Linked DNA regions of Homo sapiens: region 1 is linked to region 2. The links are chromatin loops, found by intact Hi-C in ENCODE. Cell type or tissue: B cell. All regions are shown on one strand.

What was found. Peaks named below come from ENCODE experiments on the same cell type or tissue, not always from the same donor. Only the 100,000 strongest peaks of a DNase experiment are listed, where the experiment ranks them.
Region 1: it touches region 2 in a loop (19-fold over the local background); 2 of 110 quality-filtered maps call a loop at or near these places.

What each region holds. Positions count from the first base shown.
Region 1 is chr19:13,985,329-13,987,828 of GRCh38, forward strand. The region is part of intron 2 of RFX1 (regulatory factor X1); the gene reads right to left. Among named protein-coding and RNA genes, the nearest start is that of RFX1, 20 kb to the right of the region's middle. RefSeq lists enhancers at 1-804, 831-880, 1,696-2,500. In B cell, no CTCF peak of the experiment used is centred here; DNase peaks (open chromatin) are centred at 273, 1,283 and 2,385; H3K4me3 peaks cover 1,883 bases; H3K27ac peaks cover 2,500 bases.
Region 2 is chr19:13,838,265-13,840,764 of GRCh38, forward strand. It overlaps MIR23AHG (miR-23a/27a/24-2 cluster host gene), which reads right to left. Exons shown (of 1, transcript NR_036515.2): 1 at 1-2,500. Among named protein-coding and RNA genes, the nearest start is that of MIR23A, 2.9 kb to the left of the region's middle. RefSeq lists enhancers at 328-437, 468-687, 908-1,007 and a silencer at 1,428-1,657. In B cell, no CTCF peak of the experiment used is centred here; DNase peaks (open chromatin) are centred at 86, 987, 1,527 and 2,327; H3K4me3 peaks cover 1,697 bases; H3K27ac peaks cover 2,390 bases.

The DNA of each region.
Region 1 (2,500 bases), 150 kb after region 2:
ACCACGCCCAGCTAATTTTTGTGGTTTTAGTAGAGACGGGGTTTTGCCATGTTGGCCAGGCTGCTCTTGAACTCCTGGCTTCAAGTGATCCGCCCGCCTCGGTCTCTCAAAGTGCTGGGATTACAGGCATGAGCCACTGCACCTGGCTGACAGTAAGAGCTTTTATTACCCATTTTCAGACAAGGCAACAGAGACCAGAAGCAAGGAAGTGATCTGTCCAAGGTCAAATGCACCATCCACCGTGCAGGCCATGACGCAGGTTCCCCTCTGGGCCCACACGAACCTCATACCACATATGGAACCGGAGTCACTGGTTCTGCCTGGGCTGCGCCCCAAGGGCAGTGATGTGTGAACTTGGGTATATGGGCACAGGAAGGAAAGTAAGCTGGGGGTCTACGGGGACCCCTCAAAGTCTGAAGTATCCAGACTGGGTCTCGGCTGTCCAGGCAGGGCACAGGAGGGAGAGGGGCCTGGACAGGGCAGGAGGGCTATTCAGGGCAGATGCAAAGGCCAAGTCAAGGGCAGAGCGCAGGAGTGTGTGTTGGGGGCGGGGGTTGCCAGATGTGGGAGGTGTTGGGGGAGGCCTCCGCGTAGCCGCATGTGGGCTGTGGGGCATTTGGTCAATCCCATGCCTGCCTGACCAGCTACCTGTGCAGCCAATTCCACAGGCCCTAATCCCTGTGTTTTGCTGGAATCTTCCCTGGCATCTGCTTTAGGCTTCCCAGCCCTGAGCCATAAGGGAGGAGGCCCTTGCTGAGAGGGCCCCTCCTGGGAGAAACCCGAGACAGCCCCGAGTCATGTGACCGGCACTGCACACCTGGGTCCGTGGGGTCCAAGGACTCAGGCCCAGCCTAAGGGATGGTGTCTCACCCAGGAAGCTCAAGGTGGGCAGGGAGTGGGGGGCTGGCCCCCCACCCTCTCCAGGGCTCAGGGGCTGGTCGCTGAGCAGGACCTACAGCAGGAGGAGGCCTGGGGACCTGCTGAGACCAGGTGGCTGTCTCCAGGAAGCAGCCTTGCCCGTCTCCTGCCTCTGGGGTAGCCCTCAAGGCTGGGACCCCGCCTGCCAGCCCAGGAGGGCGCCAGGGGATGCGCCACGAGGCTAACAGGTGAGCCTGAGTGACTCATGCGGATGAGGGCTTCCTGTGCAGCCATCCCTGTCTGCCTGCGGCCGGGGCAGGGCCCCTCCACCACTGGGTCTGGCCCTCGCTGTGTTTCAGGGAGGAGAAGCCAGGAGGGGAAGTGGGGGGTGGCACTGAGTCTGCGAGCGAGCGTCTGCATCTATCTGCCGGAGATCGCCACTCTGGGCATGCGCAGGAGGCCAGGGAGGCCCCCACTGTCTCAGGAAACGGCGGCCGATTTCCTGTCTCTGAATCTGACACATTAACATCTCTGAGCAGTGGAATGACTCTGACAAGTGGGCACCCATCCTCCCCGGGCCCCGCACTTCCCCATCTAGACCTACTCAAACCTTAAATGAGCTACTTGGGGGAGCCCAGGGGAGGCCCTAGAGGCTGGACTCCTGGCATCCACCCTGGGGGCCTGGCCCCCTTCCCCATAGACAGATGGGGCCACCTGACCCTCTGCCTCCTGCCCCTGGGCTCCCTGGGATGATGTCAGTCAGGGGCTCCTGGAGGGGCCCCTGCTGCCCCCAGTGTCCTCTATCCCTTGTCTGCTCCAACCTCAGTTTCCCCATCTGTGCTTGGGAATGCTGACAAACACACTCCACTTCTCTGTCTGGACACAAGTCTTCTTGGCCCCCCTAGAACTCCAAGTGAGAGAGAAGCAGGGAAGAAGGGCCGGACTCGGCCCCTCCTTCGGGGCGGCCCCTGTTCCCTGCAGGCCGGCTCGGTTTCACCTTCCCAGGAGTGGCTGCCAGAGCCCACAGCACTCTCCTTCCGCCTTGGGTTCTGGGAGAGTCTGATGGCCTCTGAGGACAGGGATTTATGGATCTAGTATTGTTCCTGACCAGGGAAACTTGATCTTCCTTCCTACCACCTCCAAAGTCACCTTTAGGCAGGGCAGGCAGGGACCGGGGCTGGGTGAGCTGTGTCTGGTTTGGTGTCGGCTGGTGTCCAGCCCCAGGCTCCAAGTCTGGGTCCAGGCCCCTCCCTTCCTCTTCCCTGCCACCTCCCTGGGTCCCTGGTCAGCTCCGATTGCTCCTGGCTTGGGAGAAGTCCTAGGTGCCTTGTGGCAGCCTTCACTGGTGTCAGTTACTCCTGCTTCCCCGGCGCTCACGTGGCCCCGGCCACCCTTAGATGAGGAAGGACGCTAACCTGGCAGAGGGTCAGGGAGGAAGGCTGGGGAGTTACTGCAAGGGGTGGGGGAGGGGACAGCTGGCAGGGCACAAGCCAACCTCCTCTTCCTCAGAACAAATCCAGGAAGCATTGCCCAGTGACCCTTCTGGGGACAGGCTGGCACCTGCCAGAATGTGGAGTGGCAGGGAAATGAAATTCCCTGGGACCACTGTGAAAGGCGACTAAGCTACCGCCTGACCAAAGTG
Region 2 (2,500 bases):
AGCCCCAGCTACTCAGGCGGCTGAGGTGGGAGGACTGCTTGAGCCCAGGAGTTTGAGGCTGCCGTGATCTATGACCATGCCACTGAACTCCAGCCTAAGTGACAGAGCAAGACCCTATCTCTAAAATAAACAAAAACAAGTTTAAAAAAAGAAAATAATTTCAGGCTGAGCGCGGTGGCTCATCCCTATAATCCCGGCACTTCGGGAGGCCAAGACAGGAAGATCGCTTGGGGCCAGGAGTTCGAGACCAGCCTGGGCAATACAAGACAAAAAAATTAATAATAATAAAAAAAAATTCATGACCCCAGCAGTGCAACATTAAACTAACCTCCAGGTCCCTCCAAGCAGGGCTGCCGTGAGACTGCCCGTTTCACAAATGCATGAAGCCAGCCCTAAGTCTTTAGTGAGTGGAGCTTCTTTTGATAAGAGCCCAACACCTGGCTAGCAGACTCCAGTTTTGGAGCCCAAGTCTGCCCAGATTTGAAAGCCCCAGCTCTGCAGCTTCTGAGCTGGGTGACTCTGGGCAAGTCACTCAACCTCTCTGGGCCTCAGCTTCCCCATCTGCAAAACAGGGATAATAAGTATGGACTTCATAAGTCATGGTGAGGACCCCATGAGTGATAAACATGATCACGACAGAGCTGCTGCTGTCTTTGCCAAGGCAAAGGATAACGGAAACGTGGGTGTCTCACACCAGGACCCCAGTGTCCGCCCGATGTGGTGGCGCTCACCACTTCGAGACAGGCGGCGAGTGATGTCCTGTTTTGTCCCCTCCCTATACACACATACACACATACCAGCCACTCTTTCCCATCAGGCCCCAGCCCAGCCCTGTCCCCTTAGGGTCTGGAGGCGCCAACTGGGAGCAGGCGAGGCCCCGCAGGGCGGCCAGCCTCCCTGGGCCGCCTCCGGAAGTGAGACAGCACATTCGTGTCCCAGGGACGAGAACGGGAAGGGCGGCCATTTGGCCAGGCTCGTTTCCTGTGGGGTTTCCCCTGCACAGAGCCCAGGGCCGGGGCCAAGGCCACTCCCCATCCCCGCAGGCACAAAAGGTCTGGGTCTTGAGTGGAAGGGGTGCTGCCATGCAGGTGCCCAGGAGACAGGGTCCCCTTTACCAATCATGGTGCACTTCTCAGGCTCTTGGGAGATGGTGTCCAGGGGGAAACCAAGCTCCTAGCAGCTGGAGGCATGAGGGAGAGGGCGGGCCCCTGGGCTGGGGAGCAAAGCAGGCCCCAGGCTGCATCAGGACACCCCGGCCAGCCAATGCATGTGGGTATGCCTGAATACCCCCTCCAGACAGCGTGTGCGTGGACCAGACACACAAGGGTATGTATGTGTACCGCTACCCCCCCAACCCCATGCTCCAAGAATGAATCAGGGGCAGCTTCCGCCGGGGGCGCCACCACCACCTCCGCCCCCAAGCCTGGTCCCCAAATACTTTCCACCCTCACAGAGCAGCTGGGATCGGAAAATACCAAGGGCTGCAGGCCCCGCCCTGCCCGCCGCGCCACCCGCCCTCCCAGCCTGTCACTAACGCTTTGCCTAATGGGCCCAGACTCTCAGCAGAAGCTCCGTGGGCTGGGCCTCGAGCCAGCCGCCAACCTGGGCTGCCCGGCCAAGCGCCGCCTGACCAGGAGCCCCCCGCCCCTCTGCCCCAATCCCAGTGCAGCGACAATAACAACCGCCCCGATGGGCAGCCCTCAGAGGGTGGCACTGGGTAGGGAAAGTCAGGGCACTGACAAGTGGGTGGGCCCCGCTGCCCACCCAGGGCTGGGGTGGGGGGAGGCTCAGGAAGGGGTGAGTAAGTGAGGGCTGAATCACTTGTTATAAATAGGGGAACCATGAAAGTGACATCCCAGCCCCCATTGCGTCCCGCCAGTCCACACTCTAACCCCCACTTAGACTTTAATCTTTCCCAGACCAATCACAGAATTCCCAGGGGCCCCCTCACCTTCATGTTGGGAACCCTTAGTAGAGTGGTACACCCCGTCATCAGGTCCACCCCTGCCTTCTCCCCACATAGGTACATTTTGCAGTGAGGGCCTGGCTGTGGGGGTCCCCTGGCCTTGAATGCAGTCACTGGTGTCTGCGCCCTATCCACCTCCCTCAACGCACCGATTCCCAGGCCCAAGGCTCAGGGCCTCTAGGCTCTCCAAGGCATTCTCAGGGTGTGGGCCACCACAGTCCTGGAGGGTGACCCCAGAACCTAGGCCAGGCGGGAGGCCAGGGGGCTTGGCATCTTCGAAGTCAGTTCCCCAGGCACCGAGGCCCCACATCCTAGACCACCCAGCCCTGCTCTGCCCAGGGCCACAGCTCAGTGACCACACCCAGGGTGGCGCCAGCTCCAGCACCCTGGGGCAAGGCGTCGCTGGAGCGTGACTCAGCCGTGCCCAGCATGGCGGCGCCCTTCTCTGCCCAGGGATTCTCACCCACACCCACTGCCCTCCGCTCAACATCCTTCCCAGGCGACCGGCCCTAAAGGACACACCTTCCCCAGACA